Linked DNA regions of Homo sapiens: region 2 is linked to region 1. The links are chromatin loops, found by intact Hi-C in ENCODE. Cell type or tissue: psoas muscle. All regions are shown on one strand. Each heading gives the region's core, and the rest is flanking DNA. Links, peaks and the distances in the headings are about the cores only. Region 1 overlaps LLGL2 (LLGL scribble cell polarity complex component 2). Region 2 overlaps MYO15B (myosin XVB).

Region 1 (12,643 bases), core at 4,345-9,344:
AGAACAGGGAGGGTGGCTCAGAGGCTGGTCTGGTGACAGGCAGGAGTGGAGACTGAGGTTGGATGGCCTTTAGAAGTTAGTGGGGTGGAGAAGGTTTTCCTGAGAAGCCTCATCTCAGAGGTGGCGCTCTGGCTAGGTGGCAACCCCAGTGACCATTTCTGGTGTTAGACTTGAGGACTTGGGGGGCTCCTCAGCCTGTGGGCTCCTGAACTTGTCTCTTCTCCACATTCCTCCCAGGTGTGTCACTTAAGTGCACAGCACCTGAGAGTTTGCCAAGCCCGCTCCCTGGCCCTGCTTTAAAGCCTCGGGACGATGGAATAGAAAAGTCCTTTCTACTCAGGACCCTGAAACCCAAGGTTGCACAGCTAGTCCCACCTGCCTGTCTCCCCGCCTTTCCGGGCCTAACTATTCCGTGTCTCTAGGGGGTACCTCTCCCCACTCAGGTTGCGGTGGCTGGAGAGGAGCCCACGCCTGGTGAGCACCGGAACATTCCACCAGCAGGACAGGGCTGGACCCACCCTCCCGCCTGACCATGCCTGGGGCCTCTTTCCTTCTCTCTTTGATCCTCTTATCCACCCTGCCTAGGAGGCAGATAAACAAAAAGGAGAAAAAAGAATCACCACTAATCCCATAACCCTTCCGAGTACATTGTCAAATATAGGGATTTTTAATAGATTCTACCTGACTCTTGGATTCTTTGTACATATAGTCCCATGCCATGAAATGGTCTTTTCTCCATTTATTTATTTATTTATTTACTTTTTGAGATGGAGTCTTTCTCTGTCACCCAGGCTGGAGTGCAGTGGCGCTATCTGGGCTCACTGCAACTTCCACCTCCCGAGTTCAAGCAGTTCTCCTGCCTCAGCCTCCCAAGTAGCTGGGGTTACAGGCACCCACCACCATGCCCGGCTAATTTTTTTTAGTAGAGACGGGGTTTTGGCATGTTGGCCAGGCTGCTCGCAAACTCCTGACCTCAAGTGATCCACCCGCCTCGGCCTCCCAAAGTGTTGGGATTACAGACGTGAGCCACAGCGCCCGGCCCTTTTATTCCTTTTAATGACTGGAAGCCTTTTGTCATAGGCCTGAGCACACTTCACCCATCCCCTGTTGTGGGCCATTTAGGTTGCTTCTGATTTTTTCTGACAGCTTAATAAACAGCACATCAAGGCCAGGAGACATGCATGAGCCTGGGAGGCTGTCCCTGTCCACCATGGTTTCAATGGATCATTTTATCCTAAGGTGTGTTTCTTCCCCATCTGAACCCATCTTGACCATTCTCAGGACTCTGAGATAAAATGGTCCCTTTACCCCTTAGGATAAAATGATCCCAGGCTGGGTGCGGTGGCTCACGCCTATAATCCTAGCACTTTGTGGGGCCGAGGTGGGCAGATCACTTGAGATCAGGAGTTCGAGACCAGCCTGGCCAATATGGTGAAAACCACAGCTCTACTAAAAATAACAAAAAAATTAGCCAGGCATGGTGGTGGACACCTGTAATTCCAGCTACTTGGGAGGCTGAGGCAGGAGAATTGCTTGAACCTGGGAAACACAGTTGCAGTGAGCTAAGATTACACCACTGCACTTCAGCCTGGGCGACAGAGCGAGACTCCATCTCCAAAAAAAAAAAATCCCTTAAAACCATGGTGGACAGGGACAGCCTCCCAGCCTCCTAGGACTCGGAGAATGGTCAGGATGGGTTCAGATGGGAAGGCTTTTTGGAAGGTGACCTTTTTTTTTTTTTTTTTTTGAGACAGTCTCTCTCTGTTGCCCCGGCTGTATTACAGTGGCACAATCTCGATTCACTGCAGCCTCCGCCTCCTGGGTTCAAGCAATTCTCCTGCCTCAGCCTCCTGAGTAGTTGGGACCACATGGTGCCCGTCACCATACCTGGCTAATTTTTTGTCTTTTTAGTAGAGATGAGGTTTTGCTGTGTTGGCCAAGCTAGTCTCAAACTCCTGGCCTCAAGTGATCAGCCCGCCTTGGCCTCCCAAACTGCTGGGATTACAGGCGTGAGCCACCTCGCCCAGCCTGGAAGGGGGGCCGGGCTGATTGAGGGGGCAAGAAGGTATTTCAGACAGAGAATGGCAGGGACCATAGTGAATGGGGCCAGGGTGGGGCTGAGTAGATGGAGCAGCCAACAGGGCCAAGGAGAGAGGGCCAGTGACATGGAGGAGGGAACGGGGGGTGGGCAGGCCCCATCAGGTCCCTGCCTAGGACAGCTCAGGAGGCCCACTTTGTCATCTCTCTCATGTCATCTGCACAGATCTCTGCATTGGGCCCCCCACTTGTCTTCATCCTGAAACATAGAAGCCTCTCTCATCTTGAGGCTTTGCAGCTGTTGTTCCTTCTGCCTAACACACTGTGCCCCAAGTTGTCTGTGGCTGGCCCCTTCCCACCAGTCAGTCTCAGTGGAGACCTCGCCTCCTCTGTTCATTCATTCATTCAACAGATAACGAGTGAGGACTCGCTGTGTGCACTCGGATACAGCAGTGAATAAAAGGACAAAAGGTCTTGAATGGGAAAAAGAAAGCTGCTGCTTGTGGGGGATTCCACAGGTAATCAACAAGATTAATAAGTAAGCTATTCAGTGTGTCCAAACGTGGCCAGGTCCAAGGAGAAAAGCGGTGCAGGGAGGGAGAGAGAACATCCCAGGAGATTGCAGCTTCAGGTCGGGGAGGGCGTGAAGGTATCTGGAGGAAAGTGACCCAGGCAGTAGGAACAGGGAACGCACAGGCTCTGACAAGGGAATGGTCACTGAGACCTGTTGGCCACCAAAGCCTAGTTGCTGGATCTTCGCATCCTCTTTTTCTTTCTTTTTCTTTTTTTTAGAAACAAGAGTCTCGCTCTGTGGCCCAGGCTGGAGTGCAGTGGTACAGTCATAGCTCACAGCAGCCTCAAACTCCTGGGCTCCACTGATCTTCCCGCCTCAGCCTCCCAAGTAGCTGGGACCACAGGTGCTTGACACCATGCCTGGCTAATCCTTTTTGTTTGTTTTGAGACAGAGTTTCGCTCTGTCACCTAGGCTAGAGTACAGTGGTGGGTTCATAGCTCACTGCAGCCTCAACTTCCCAGGCTCAGCAATCCTTCCACCTTAGCCTTTTGAGTGGCTGGGACCACAGGTGCATGCCACCATGCCCAGCTAATTTTGTTTTTATTATTTTTAGAGATAGGGTCTCCCTATGTTGCCCTGGCTGGTCTTGAACTCCTGAGCTCAAGTGATCCTCCCACCGTAGCCTCCCAAAGTGGATTACAAGCATGAGCCACTGTGCCCAGCCCTCCTTTCTTTTCAAAATTTTTATTGTTCCATGTAAATTTGAAAAAATGTCCTTTCCTTTTTTTTTTAGAGACAGGGTCTCACTATGTTGCCCAGGCTGGTCGTCTCCAGCTCCTAGGCTCAAGTGATCCTCCCACCTTGGCCTCCCAAAGTGCTGGGATTATAGGAGTGAGCCACCGTGCCCAGCCCATCTCTTTTTTTTGATCAGAGATAGTCCTGACCTCTGTCAGAAATCATCCCATTTTCTGGTTACTTTTTTTTTTTTTTTTTTATACAGAATTTCACTCCGTCACCCAGACTGGAGTGCAGTGGTGCGATCTCAGCTCACTGTAACCTCCACCTCCCAGGTTCAAGTGATTCTCCTGCCTCAGCCTCCTGAGTAGCTGAAACTACAGGAGCACACTACCAGACTCAGTTAATTTTTGTATTTTTAGTAGAGACGGGGTTTCACCATGTTGACCCAGGCTGGTCTCGAACTCCTGACCTCAAGTGATCCACCCGCCTCGGCCTCCCAGAGTGCTGGGATTACAGGTGTGAGTTACTGCGGCTGGTTGGAAATCATCCCATTTTCTGATTTGTGTCCTGTGAAGTGTCTGTTGCTCCCCTGTCACTGCTGTATCCCTTTCCTAGGACAGTGTCTGCTCCATGCCAAGCTCTTGCTCCTTCTACAGGATCTGTGTGGGAGGGAGTGCCATCCCCCTTTACAGAGGAGCTGTCTCTGGAGGCCATGTGGCTTGGGGGAGCTATGCGGTGCTGTGATGGTGAGCCCTGGCCTGTTGGCCCCTAGCCCAGGGCTCTTTCCCTTACAACCCCTGGCTCCCTCCAGGAATGGGCTGAGTAGGCAGGATCTGTTCATACCAGGCGTCTCTAGGCCTGGCTTCCTGAAGTTTCTCTGCAGAGAACCTGCTTGTCTGGGGTGGGGAGCTGAGGAGCCACCTGGAGGTGAGGCCCGCCAGGTCTAGACCAGCCCCCTCTTCAAGGAAGCGTGGTGCTTTTCCATGCCTTGACCTGGGCAGTGGGTTGATTGGAGTGAGGGGATACCATGCCCACCCTGCCTTGGTCCTCCTGGCTCCATCACCCCATGCCCATGAGGTCCCAGCCCCGTGTGGGAAGAGCAGCAGGTCCACACAAGGCCACCAGCCCTGCCCAGCCAGACCTCGCCAGCACCCTGTCAGCAGCGGCCAGTCCCCAGGCCCCAGACTGCCGGGTCGGCTCTGAGCTGCCAGCATCTGGGAGCGTGTCTGTGCGTGTCCCTGCCTCTTAATTGCAAGGGTGTCATTGGGCATCCTTTGTTCTGTATTATCCATCCATCACTGCTACCCACAGCCCTTCTGACTTGGGGTCCAGTCCGAGTTCTGCCGCTTCCTACTTGGTGACCTTGACAGGGTGTTTTGCTGCTGTGGTCTGTTTCCTTGCCTGTCTAGTGGGGACGTTCTGCTTACCTTTCAGATGGCTTCCCAGATCAGGGTGGTGTGAGGGGCTCCACGCTCACAAACTCACACAGTGCCAAGGAAAGGAGATGGCCAGGACATTCAGCGACCCATGACTGTGACTCTCTGGATGCTGGGGTTTAGGGAGGATTTTCTTGTCTGTATTTGGTTTTTCTACAATGGGCACAGATTACTTGAGCAAAATGTTTTAAATGGAATAGGATGCAGAGGGTCTGGTACACTCACTCCCTACTGCACAGCAGGTGCCCCAGGGAGCATTTGGGTGGGTGGGTGGTGCTCAGTGTCCACGCCCTCCTGATGCCATTGCTACACCCTGTCTTCCTCCTTCCTACTGGCACCTCCTCCCAGCCCCCAGTTCTGCCTTGTCACTTTTAAGCCTGTGTGGAGTCTTTGGCACGGATGGCCCTGTGCCCTCTTGTCCCCTCCCTGGAGTCTGCAGGCAGTGGTCACTCTCCAGGGAGCCCCCACCAAGCTTCCTCTGACTTCTGACCCAGTGACCTTGGCCTGGGCCCCGGGTGGGGGTGTGAGCCCTCCAGGAGTCCAACTGGTTTATGAGTGTGAGCTGCCCTCCCCCAGGCTGCAATGCTGGGCCAGCAGATCTGGGTGTCCCCTCACTTCCATTCCAGAAGCCCTTGGGGCTTTCCCAGCCGGTGCCTGTTCTCTGAACCCCCTTGGGACCTTGGATCAAGTGGGCCCTAGGAGTTTCCCGGCCACCTGCTCTTCCCCAGCAAAGTGGGATCCCCACCTCTGGTCTGACTCCTCCAAAATGTGAAGGCAGGAACATCCCGGAATGACCCCCTTTTTCAGTTTCCCCAGAAGGTGACAGCGCTCTGGGGGCTGGTTCCTGGTATTCGGTTTTGAGATAACTGACCGTGCAGATCCTTTCACTCAAGGGGGATGTGGCTCTGCTTTTTTTTTTTTTTTTTTTTTTTTTTTTTTTGAGATACTGTTTTTGCTCTGTTGCCCAGGCCGGAGTGCAATGGCCTGATCTTGGCTCACTGCAACCTCCGCCTCTTGGGTTCTAGCAATTCTCCTGCCTTAGCCTTCCAAGTAGCTGGGATTACAGGCGTCTGCCACCACACTCGGCTAACTTTTTGTATTTTTAGTAGAGACGAGGTTTCACCATGTTGGCCAGGCTGGTCTCAAACTCTTGACCTGAGGTGATCCACCTGCCTCCGCCTCCCAAAGTGCTGGGATTACAAGACTGCCATTTTTTACAGTGCGATTTTGTAAAATCGGGTCACCCTCCCAGCACAGCAAGCCCTCGGTTCCTCTGCCCGAAGACACCCCCAACTCTGCCACGCACGTTACCTACCTTCTCCCACGCTGCCCAGATTACATGGGATCCTATCATATGCAAAGTCCTGACCTGATGGTTAATTTTTGCCACCTCCCAAGAACGCGAAATCCTTCAAACCTCAGCTTAGATACCTTCTTCTCGAAGGTATCTAAGCTGCCTCCCACTTCGGGCCAGGTGTTCCCTCTCCCTCCTGCAGTCAAAGCACTCAACACTGGGCTGCCCTGTCTCTACCTGTCCCTGCCTGGAGCACGCGCCTCCAGGGTGCGGCCTGGATCTGCTTCCTTCCCCCATCCTGCTGGGAGTGGACGGAGCTGTGCCCAGGGTCTGTGTTTCCCAAGGACGGGCCTTGCTGTCCTGTGGTCAGCAGGAGGCTGAGCTACTGGAAGCCAGAAGCTGGAGCACAGAGGCTCCTTCCCCTTCCCCCAAGGATAATCCAGAAATGGTTTCCCCTTGGGCTGGGAATGGATTCTATGGTGGGCGGAGAGTTTAGGGGCCTTGAGCTGGTTTCTTTATTGGGAGCAGATTCCTCCTGATTATTCTCCACTAGGGCCCGTGGGAAAGAGAACCTTTCTGAGCACAGCCCATGAGCGCACAGGGAAGCTGGACTGGGGCTAGCCAGAGAGAGGGGAGGGGACCGGCAGAGACCCCAGGCACGGTGGCATGGGCCAGCACCCCCTGACCGAGTGCTCTGTGCCACCCGTGCCCACTTGAGTTTCTCATGGCTGTGGCTGGTTGGAGAGGCTGAGGCCGAGAGTCCCTGGACAGCCTTCCCCGAGGTCAGAAGGAGGAAGCATCTGCCCGGTGCCCTGGCCTGGAGTCACTGCAGGCCTCTCCCCTGCCCCGACTTGGGCTCTGATCTGGGAAGGATGGCCTTGGTGTTTCTACCTTCCACAAGACTTTGGAGGAAGAGGCTTGCGAAGTTTCCCTTTCTGCTTAGCTGGAGTTTCATGGTTTCTCAGAAAACAGGTTAACAATTAAGCTAATTAACCTCAGGGCCCGCCGGCCCTCCTTGTGCTTATAAAGCCAGGCTAAATGGCTTCCTCCCCCAGCTTTTCCTACCCCCATTATAAGGCCACAGGTGGTGACAGCCTTCAGCCCTGAGGTGGGCCGGCCTCTAGATCTGAGCGTGGGGAAGCCAGGGTGCATGGGCGGTCACTGTGAAGCTGGCCTGGCCCCGGGGTGGCAGCCTACTGGACTTGGAGAGAGAGGCCCTGCTCCACCTGTTTGGGCCGGGCCTAATCGATACCTGAGTGCCAGGACAGACCCCTGCAGCTCCTTCTGTTTCTCCAGGTCTCCAGTGGGGGCTGCAGACTAAGCAAAATGAGGCGGTTCCTGAGGCCAGGGCATGACCCTGTGCGGGAGAGGCTCAAGCGGGACCTGTTCCAGTTTAACAAGGTAAGTTAGGGAGAGCAGGGAAGATGACCCCCAGGTTTTCGGCCAAGCAGCTCAGGCTGGGGCTGAGGCACCTCTTACCTGGATTAAGGTATAGCTCTTATGTGACTGCCTGCAGTGCCTCTTGGGACTCAGACTTTGGAAATGGGGCCTGGTTAAAGGGCTTTTATAGAAAAGGGGAATAGGTTGCCCTCATGAGTTGGGACTTCTCATCTGAAGGCTTTCACTGGCTGTGTGACCTCTGCAAGTCACTCCACCTCATGGAGCCTCAGTTTCCCTACCTGTATCATGGGAATAAAACGATCTGCCATGTCTACCTCGGCACAGGGTTGTCAAGGAGGTTTAGGGACGTGGGAGATGAAAGGATGAACTCTTCAGGGGGTGATAATGTTCCAGGTCCCTTGGGGCCCTGGAGTCACAGGCCATGGCTGTTTCTCCCTTCTCAAATTGCCCCTGAAGGAAAATGCAGCTCCCCTGCAGGCTGAACACGTGATTCCTTCTGGCTCCGGCCGGGGTGAGTGGGGAGAGGTGCCCAGGAGAATGAGCCGGAGTTGGCCTCGGACTACCCCAATCCCAAACCTGTATCCGGGGTACCAGAAGGCCCACGGGGCTTCCCTTCAGGAGTCTGGGGCCTGAGAAGGTCAGGACGGGCCTGTACGCAGGAGGCGTGCAGTGTGGCTCTTCAGCTCCCGGGCCACCAAGCAGTGTGGGGCCTTGTGAGGTAATGATCTTCTCACCTCTGCTTTGCGCCTCTGCTGGGAAGGTGGGCTGCAGGAACTGGGACACTGTGATCCTCTTCCCCCGGGGAGCCAGGACCCTCCCAATATGCTGAGGGCAGGACATGTGGCTTTCGTTGGGGGCTTCCGTTTGGGCTCCCCTGCCCCCGAAAGGAAGCAGTGGATGTGAGACCAGACAGTCTGGAAAAGGGATGTCTCCCTGTGGAGAATGAGGAAGTCTCTTTGGTTGTATTTTTGTTATTGATTTGAGAACTGTAGAAGTCAGCTTGCCCAGGTGCAAACCCAACTTTGCCACATAGAAGCTGGATGGCCGTGTGCCTGTCGCCCACACCATAGGCTTGTTAAGGGCGTACGTGGGGTGAGGTAACTTAAGTGCTAGGCACAGTGGCCCAGGAATGCTGGCTGCTGCTGTGGGCTGGAGGGGATCTCCGTGACCTCCCTGTTGGGAGAGGTGGGTCGTGGGGTGGAGGGACCTCCCTGACCTCCCCGTTGGGAGAGGTGGGTCAGCGCTCCCAATGTGCCCTGCCATTTCTCTCTGTGTTTCTTAGCCTGTGGGAGGAGTTGGTGTCCCTGATGGAGCTTTGCCACGAGGACATTTGCCTCTGGAATTAGGGCTTTCCTATCCCAACGTGCCTCCTGCCAGCTCGCTTTTGGGCCTTGGGATATGGGGGTGCAGGTGTTGGGAATGGGAGATCTCAGGACACCTACAGCCTGCTACCCTTGCTCTGGAGGGAGTAGCCTATGGGTGCTGGGTCTCAAAGCTTCGGTGTCCACGGGAGATGGAAGGGAACTGAGTGACCCCCATCTGCCTCCAGTCTTTCGCTTTGAAAAGGTGGCAGAAACCTGACAGGCTCAGCAAATAGGGCTGAACACCCCCCTACCCCTGCCCCCTTGCACCAAGTTCTGTCTGTGCAGCTGAGTGAGGCTAGGGTGGAGCTGGGGCAAGGAGTTGTCCCTTCTTCTTTCCCCTATCCCCCAGGGGTGATCCCCAAACTTGATTGTCCCACTCCCAGGCCTGGGGGTGGCAGAGGGAGGCTCCTGGGTCTCCTGCTCTGCCTTCTTCTTTCCATTCATATGCAAGAAGCATGCATTGAGCACTTACTGGATCCACAGCCCAAGGCTCAGGGCTATGGGAATCTGATTAGGCCTCTGCCCTCCACTTTTACAGTCTGCAGGAGGGAGGAGGCTGATGGCCTGAAATTTCAGGCCTTGGAAGTGGAGAGGAGGAAGGGGAGAGCCCAGGGGATTCAGGAGCGGGGTAGACTCATCCGGCTCGGGGAGTGTGGTGGGGCCAGCAGGGTGGGATTGGAGGATGAGGCCAGATCCCAGAGGATTTGGGATCCCGTCTGCCCTGCCCCTCCCCAGCCCAGGCTGTGAAGCAGGGAGGCTGCTGGTATCTGGGCCTGATCTGACCCTGCGGCTCCAGGGGTTGTGAGCAAGGGAGTGAATAGTGGTCCCATTTACAATGTAGGAAAGATAAACCTGGAGATGTTTTTACCCTTTGGGCAAGGCAGGTAAGCTCAGAGCAGTTAGGAGACATTGCCCCGACTAAGATAGGTGACAGCCCAGAAGGAAGGGACTGGAAGCCCAGCCAGTGGGGATGGGAACGAGGCATGAATTGAGCAGGGTTTCTCAACTTCAGCACTCACAGATGATATTTGAGGCTGGCTGTGCTGCGGAGGCTGTCCTGTGCGTTGTAGATTATTTAGCAGTGTCCCTAGTCCTACCCACTAGATGCCAGTAGCACATACATACACACACAGCCTGTCAAGATGTGACAACCAAGAATGTTTCCTGAGGGGTAAAATCGCTCCTGGTTTGAGACCCATGGAATAGAGAACTATTCAGGGCTGAGATCTGCTGATGGGGCAGTAAAGAGGGAGGGGATGGGGAGGGGAGGCGGGTGTGCAGGATGACCGTGAAGTCTCTGACCTGGGTAGGTGGTGGTGCCAGGCCTTGGGAGGGGGAGCCCAGGCCAGGAGTGGCGAAGAACAGATTTGAGGAAAAGTAATGTATTTTGATCGTTTTGATTTGGACACAATCGCAACAACAGTGCTCTCCATTTTTGGAGAGGCAGCTTGCCCAGAGGTGAGTGGTGCCGACTGCCCGGCTCGCCAGCTGTGTGACCTTGAGCAGGTCACATGCCTCTGAGATAATGATAATCAGAGCCACTCCATCCATAGAGTTGGTGTGAGGACTACATGAGTTCCTGCACGAATCGAAGGCCACGTCTGGCTGGCGGCTGCAGTGTCCGGCAGCATCGTTCTGTGGTGGGTGTCATGTGGCTTGAGGTTGAGTTGGGGGAGCCTTGGGACAGGCCCAGCAGACAGGCGGAGGGCAGGTCCAGCAGACAGGCGGAGGGCAGGTCCAGCAGACAGGCGGAGGGCAGGTCCAGCAGACAGGCGGAGGGCAGGTCCAGCAGACAGGCGGAGGGCAGGTCCAGCAGACAGGCGGAGGGCAGGTCCAGCAGACAGACGGAGGGCAGGTCCAGCAGACAGGCGGAGGGCAGGTCCAGCAGACAGGCGGAGGGCAGGTCCAGCAGACAGACGGAGGGCAGGTCCAGCAGACAGGCGGAGGGCAGGTCCAGCAGACAGGCGGAGGGCAGGTCCAGCAGACAGGCGGAGGGCAGGTCCAGCGGACGGTGGGATACCCAGGGCTGGAGCCTGGAGCGGCACGTGGGCTGTTGGTGTAGGCGAGGGTCAGGCCCCAGACAGTGTTCATGCTGGCAACTCAGGTCATCTCTTCCAGTGGTCCTGGAAGGCCAGTCTGCTGGGTACTGTGACAGCTGGGACAGTGGCGCCATCACAGCTCGACCCCAGGTGGCTTGTAGACACTGGCTTCTGAACCAGTTCTGGCCTTTTTGTCCAACACCTTTTGGCTCAACTCCTTTATACCCACACCAAGCCCGATGCCTCAAAGAGAGCAAGGACATCGCCCCGGGGGTCCTGAGAGGGAGACGTCTTGTTTCTTTGGCTTCAGTACTTCCAGAGGATCTGTGATTGCGAACAGTCTCTGAACTCTGCCAGGAACTGGCTGTCAGAGCGGTAACTCCAGTTCACCGAGGGCTATGTGCCAGGCATCAGAGGGGCCAGGTAGTGGTTAGGGGCAGGGACTTTGCAGCCACATGACCTGGGTCTAGATGCGGGCTCTGATGCTTCCTCACTGTGTAAGACACAGTGGACGCATTACTTAGCCTCTCTGTTCTTTAGTTTCCTCATCTGTAAAATGGGCATTGTAGGGGAGCAAAAACTGGCTTCCCTCCAGCCTTCTAGGTTCTTTGGCTGGGCTATGAATTAAATTGACGAGAGGCGGGGCGCAGTGGCTCATGCCTGTAATCCCAGCACTTTGGGAGGCTGAGGTGGGTGGATCACTTGAGGTCTGAAGTTAGAGACCAGCCTGGCCAACATGGCGAAACCCCATCTCTACTAAAAATACAAAAATCAGTTGGGTGTGGTGGCACACGCCTGTAGTCTCAGCTACTAGGGAGGCTGGGGCAAGAGAATCAGTTGAACCCTGGAGGCGGAGATTGCAGTGAGCCGAGATCATGCCACTGCACTCTAGCCTGGGTGACAGAGTGAGACCCTGTCTCAAAAAAAAAAAAAATGAGGACTGGGGTGGAATGTGACCAGGTTACAGGAAGGTGAGGGGAGGAAGTGTAGGTGAATGAAGGTTGTCTTGTTATGCAGAGAAGGTCCTGGGTAATAAAAGTTGCCTTGGAGCAGCCTTCTTCCTGATACAGATATGGATTGAGCATACATGATCAGAAAATCTGATATCCGAAATGCTCCAAAATCTGAGTTTTTGAAGTGCCAACATGACACTGAAAGGGAATGCTCACTGGAGCGTTTCAGATTTTGAAAGTTTGGATTTGGGATGCTCGACCGGTAAGTATAATGCAAATATTCCGAAACCCAAAAGATTCTGAAATCTAAAACCCTCTATTCGCAATCATTTTAGATGAGGGATATTCCGCCTGTACTTGACTAATGTAGCTTTCCTTTGTGGATGTAAATTTATTTTACAGAAGGACAATTTTTTTTTTCCTTTTTTTTTTTTTTTTGGACGGAGTTTAGCTCTTGTTGCCCGGGCTGGAGTGCAATGGTACCATCTCAGCTCACTGCAACCTCTGCCTCCCGGGTTCAAGGGATTCTCCAGCCTCAGCCTCCCACATAGCTGGGATTACAGGCATGTGCCACCACGCCCGGCTAAAGGACAGCTTTTCAGAGCTACTCCCATGTCTGCACTTTCTGAGAATAACCAGCTCAAAGTATGCCAAAGAAGTGGCCGGGCGCCGTGTCTCCTGCCTGCAATGCCAGCAGTTTGGGAGGCTGAGGCAGGTAGATCACCTGAGGTCAGGAGTTCGAGATCAGCCTAGCCGGGCATGGTGGCGCACACCTGTAATCCCAGCTACTTGAGAGGCTGAGGCAGGAGAATCACTTGAACCTGGGAGGCGGAGGTTGCAGTGAGCCAAGATCGCGCCATTGCACTC
Region 2 (5,000 bases), core at 1-5,000, 77 kb after region 1:
TTGTCCCTGACACATACCCGACAGCTCTGTGAGGAAGTTAGTGGCCCTGGCTGACATGGTCATAGAAGACCCACGAGCCTCACGGACGCCAGGGAAAGTTTAGGGCCCAAAATGGAGGCAGGAGATGGTGCCATGGAAGGAGTAAGGCAGCTGGAGGTTGGGAGAGCCGGGCCCTTGGAAGGCTCGTGGGGATGAAGGTCTTCCCTCCCGTGCCCCCATCACTCTGGCTCTGCAGCCCCTCACTGAGGCTCCTCACCCCCTCCTCTCTGCCAGGCTTGACACAGCCCGTGGAGGACCAGGGGGTCTCCACCCAGCTACTCGCGCCCTCTGGCAGCGTGTGCTTCTCCTACACCGGCACGCCCTGGAAGTTGTTCCTACGCAAGGAGGTGGGCATGAGGGTGGGGCCTTGGCCTGGCCTCTTTGGGCTGGCAGGGAGGCGGCAGGCTTTGTGCATCCCAGCCTGGGACCCCAGCATCCCCTCCCCACAGCCCACCATCTCAAGGCTGATTTTCCAGGCCTGGGAGGGCAGAGGCTTGCTGGGAAGAGGCACCAGACCCACCGATCTTTGCCCTTCTGTGCCCTCCTCCAGGTGTTCTACCCACGGGAGAACTTCAGCCATCCCTACTACCTGAGGCTCCTCTGTGAGCAGGTGAGAGCTGGCCCACCTGCCAGCCTGAGACATCTGCAGAGACAGCATCCTTCGTGCCCTTTGTCTAATGGCTGGGCCAGGTTAACACCACGTAGGGCATGTTGGCAGCCAGCACTGGGGGGCACTTCTGTGTGCCCAGACCTGCCTTCATTGAACCTTCACAACATTCCTGAGAAGTAGGGACCATGGCCAGGTGCGGTGGCTCATGCCTGTAATCCCAGCACTTTGGGAGGCCAAGGCAGGTGGATCATGAGGTCAGGAGTTCGAGACCAGTCTGGCCAACATGGTGAAACTCCATGTCTATTAAAAATACAAAAATCAGGCGTGGTGGCACGCACCTGTAACCCCAGCTACTTGGGAGGCTGAGGCAGGAGAATTGCTTGAACCCGGGAGGCAGAGGTTGTAGTGAGCCGAGATTGTGCCACTGCACTCCCGCCTGGGTGACAGAGCGAGACTGTGTCTCAACAACAACAAGAAGTAGGGACCATTATTCATCTAGTTTTATAGATAAAGTTTAAAAGCAAAGTGCGTACAGTGCACAACACAGGCTCTAGCACACAGTAGGTACTTAATAAATGGTTGTCACTTTGCCACCTCTGAACGCTCCCAGGAGTGAGCCTCTGTTCCCCCTAATTCTGCAGTAGCACCTGCCCCCTGCCCCGAACAATCTTGTATCTGGGCTGATCCAAGGGCAGTTACCACGGGGTCTCTGGGCAGTGAGTGAAAAGGGAGGGCTGGCAGTTGCAGGGGAGGGGACAGGTGAGACGTGTGAATGGAGGTGGCCCAAGCCCTCCATCCCTCCCTGCCCCACCTAGGCCCTCTGCTGAGCACACAGGCCATGGGGGCCAGGGCGCCCTCCATCGGCCTCCTCAGGTTTTCCTTCATGCATGTGGATGGCTGCTCTGGGGGTGGGCTCTGTCTCAGGACCTGGTGGTGACCACCTCGCTCTGCCCCCAGATCCTACGGGACACCTTCTCCGAGTCCTGTATCCGGATTTCCCAGAATGAGCGGCGGAAAATGAAAGACCTGCTGGGTATGGGTCCAGGGACCATGGAGTTGGGAGCTTGAGTGCTGGGGGCCGCGCCTGCCCTGAAGGAGGGAGCAGCATGGGAGCAAACTCTAGAGCCCCCTCTGTGTGAGCAGAGGGCAGCCTGGGTCCTTCCTGCCCACAGGAGGCTTGGAGGTGGACCTGGATTCTCTCACCACCACCGAAGACAGCGTCAAGAAGCGCATCGTGGTGGCCGCTCGGGACAACTGGGCCAATTACTTCTCCCGCTTCTTTCCTGTCTCGGTCAGTGGCGCTGGGGTAGGGAGTAGGGATGCCAGGCCCCCAGCCTGGATCCTGGGGTGCATGGGCACAGACCACAAGCAGGAGAGCCGGGGAGCAGACGCCAGGGGAAGGACAAAGCCCAGCCACTGGCCCTGGGCAGCTCCAGGGCATCTTGGGCAGTAGCAGGACCCAGGAGACTGCCCGAGACCCACCACCTTCCTGTAGGGCGAGAGTGGCAGCGACGTGCAGCTGTTAGCCGTGTCCCACCGTGGGCTGCGACTGCTCAAGGTGACCCAAGGCCCCGGCCTCCGCCCCGACCAGCTGAAGATTCTCTGCTCATACAGGTGCGCTAGCCCACGACCCTGGGCTAGAGGTGGGGGCAGGTGGCAAGGTGACCTCAGTTCATGCCCGATCCCTGCGCAGCTTTGCGGAGGTGCTGGGTGTGGAGTGCCGGGGCGGCTCCACCCTGGAGCTGTCACTGAAGAGCGAGCAGCTGGTGCTGCACACAGCCCGGGCAAGGGCCATCGAGGCGCTGGTTGAGCTATTCCTGAATGAGCTTAAGAAGGTAAGTGTGGGGCACGGGTTGAGAGGCCGGGCAGACAGCCCTCACCGATGCTGCATCTCCCTGTCCGTCTTCCCTGTGGGGGCAGGGGCTGGGAGTTTGGGCCAAATCCCTGGAAGTCTGGGGTGCTAGGTGGAGGGGCAGGCCAGCAGGGGGAGCAGGTGGGCAGGCAGGACAGGGAGGCACAGGCAGACTTGCTGCTCCAGGCCCTCGCCTGCTTGCCCACAGGACTCCGGCTATGTCATCGCCCTGCGCAGCTACATCACTGACAACTGCAGCCTCCTCAGCTTCCACCGTGGGGACCTCATCAAGCTGCTGCCGGTGGCCACCCTGGAGCCAGGTATCGCCAGAGGCCGGCAGGGGCTCACACAGGGAGGGCATCCACTTGGCAGAGGCTGCCCGGGGGCAGAGGGTCCAGTGGGTGAGCCACATCCCTGGGTGCCTTCCAGGCTGGCAGTTTGGCTCTGCCGGGGGCCGTTCCGGACTCTTTCCTGCCGACATAGTGCAGCCGGCTGCCGCTCCCGACTTTTCCTTCTCCAAGGAGCAGAGGAGTGGCTGGCACAAGGGTCAGCTGTCCAACGGGGAACCAGGGCTGGCTCGGTGGGACAGGGCCTCAGAGGTGAGGAAGATGGGAGAGGGACAAGCAGAGGCAAGGCCTGCCTGAGACTGAGGAAGGAAAGGGGTTTGACCACTCCCGAGGCTGCCATGCGGTGGGACCACCCTGCTGTCCGTCTCCTGTGGCTGCCCCTCTGCCCGCTCCTGATGGCTCGCCTTGTCTCTCCAGCAAGACTGTGCACTCCTTGCAGGCAGGGGCTGGGCTGGATGCTGCTCTTGTGTCCCACGTGGTACTTAGTTCAAGGCTGCCCCAGCAGATGCTTAATAAACAGCTCTTCACTTTCCTGGCTTCTGGTCTTGCTCCTTTGGTGTCTGGCTGGGGAGGGATGGGGCTGGGGCAGGACCCCTGGGACAGGGCACTGGACACTCAGGTGGCACCAGGTTTCTTGTGATCCCAGCGCCCTGCCCACCCTTGGAGCCAGGCACACAGTGACGACTCGGAGGCCACCAGCCTGTCCTCTGTGGCCTATGCCTTTCTGCCCGACTCCCACAGCTACACCATGCAGGAATTCGCCCGGCGTTACTTCCGGAGGTCCCAGGCCTTGTGAGTGCACTGGGCCAACCCCTGTGCCTGTCTGTCCTCAGTCTTCCTGAGAGAGAGCACCCTGCTCAGAGCCACTGGGCTGTGCTCTTAGCACTCTCCCTGCCTGGCTGGCTGGGATGAAGGCAGGAGGGCCAAACAAGCTGGGCTGTCTCCCTCTGCCCCCCACAGGCTGGGCCAGACTGATGGAGGTGCCGCAGGAAAGGACACGGACAGCCTGGTGCAGTACACCAAGGTGGGAGAGAGGCAGGGAGGGGTCTGGCCCGTAGATCTGCCCTCTGACCCCCACGGCCCCCCAGACCCATGGCCTCCTCTCTTTGGCCACAGGCTCCCATCCAGGAGTCGCTCCTCAGCCTCAGTGATGATGTGAGCAAGCTGGCTGTAGCCAGCTTCCTGGGTGAGTGGCCACAGGCATCCTGGGTCCCCATGTCTGCAGTGCCATGAACCTGGGTGTCTGGTCCCCTTATCTCCTTGAGCTCTGCCTGGCTCTGTCCCAGTCTGCCAACTCCGGGAAGCTCACTGGTGGTTCCTGGACCCCAGGGCCCTCACCCGCTTCTACTCCCACTCAAGGGTTGTGGGTTGTGTGGAGTCTGGGGTTGGAAGGCAGTCCATGGGTCCAGAGGATGCTATGTGCTGTGTGGGGCCTTGGATACCCAGGAGCCTCAGTTTCCCCATGAGTCGAGCTGCAACCAGCTGCCCTGGCTGGCATCTATGCATTTTGAGAGTGAGGCATCAGATGGCAGGTGAAGGCCCTGCACAGCAACAGCATGAGCCGGGGCCAGCCCCAGCACAGCCCCAGCTATGTGCCCTGTTTCTTATCGTGCCTGCAGCCCTGATGCGGTTTATGGGTGACCAGTCCAAGCCCCGGGGCAAGGATGAGATGGATCTGCTCTATGAACTGCTGAAGGTAAGCCTGGGCTGTGCGACCCCCAGCGCCTGTGCCTGTCCTCCTGTCTGGGCCTGAAGGAGATCCCCTTCTCTTGGTCACTGTCCTTCAAATCATTCCAAAGTATTTACTGAGCACCCATTGCGTGCAGGGGGGTGTGGCTGTGAAGCCAACAGGCTAAGTCTCTGCAGTGCTTACAATGAGATAACTTATGTGTCTGGGAGTGAGAGGTCACTGGAGAGTAAGAATGCAGGGAAGGGGCTGCTGCAGTGGAGAAGGCTTTGTGGCAGAAGCCTTCCTACAGGGAGGGAAGGAGTGAGCACGGGGTGACAGAGAAGGGCAGGCAACAGTTCAGATGTGGGGGGAAGCCTCGGCACCATCACGCACCGGGACCAGCGTGGCTGAGCCTAGTGAGCTGCAGGGAGAACGGAGGATGAGGATGGGGAGCGGATGGTGGGTCCAGGCCACCACAGGCCT

What was found. Peaks named below come from ENCODE experiments on the same cell type or tissue, not always from the same donor. Only the 100,000 strongest peaks of a DNase experiment are listed, where the experiment ranks them.
Region 2: a loop joins it to region 1, with 2.2 times the contacts of the local background. A loop is called at or near these places in 3 of 110 quality-filtered maps.

Annotation. Positions count from the first base shown.
Region 1 is chr17:75,536,082-75,548,724 of GRCh38, forward strand. LLGL2 (LLGL scribble cell polarity complex component 2) reads left to right here. Exons shown (of 26, transcript NM_001031803.2): 2 at 7,316-7,420. The coding sequence starts at 7,346. Among named protein-coding and RNA genes, the nearest start is that of LLGL2, 17 kb to the left of the region's middle. RefSeq lists enhancers at 5,447-6,264, 8,625-9,427. In psoas muscle, for the core only: no CTCF peak of the experiment used is centred there; no DNase peak of the experiment used is centred there.
Region 2 is chr17:75,617,537-75,622,536 of GRCh38, forward strand. MYO15B (myosin XVB) reads left to right here. Exons shown (of 64, transcript NM_001395058.1): 42 at 274-386; 43 at 590-649; 44 at 1,607-1,682; 45 at 1,822-1,940; 46 at 2,145-2,263; 47 at 2,343-2,484; 48 at 2,710-2,821; 49 at 2,931-3,100; 50 at 3,495-3,640; 51 at 3,809-3,872; 52 at 3,965-4,034; 53 at 4,468-4,544. Among named protein-coding and RNA genes, the nearest start is that of SMIM5, 13 kb to the right of the region's middle. In psoas muscle, for the core only: no CTCF peak of the experiment used is centred there; a DNase peak (open chromatin) is centred at 2,692.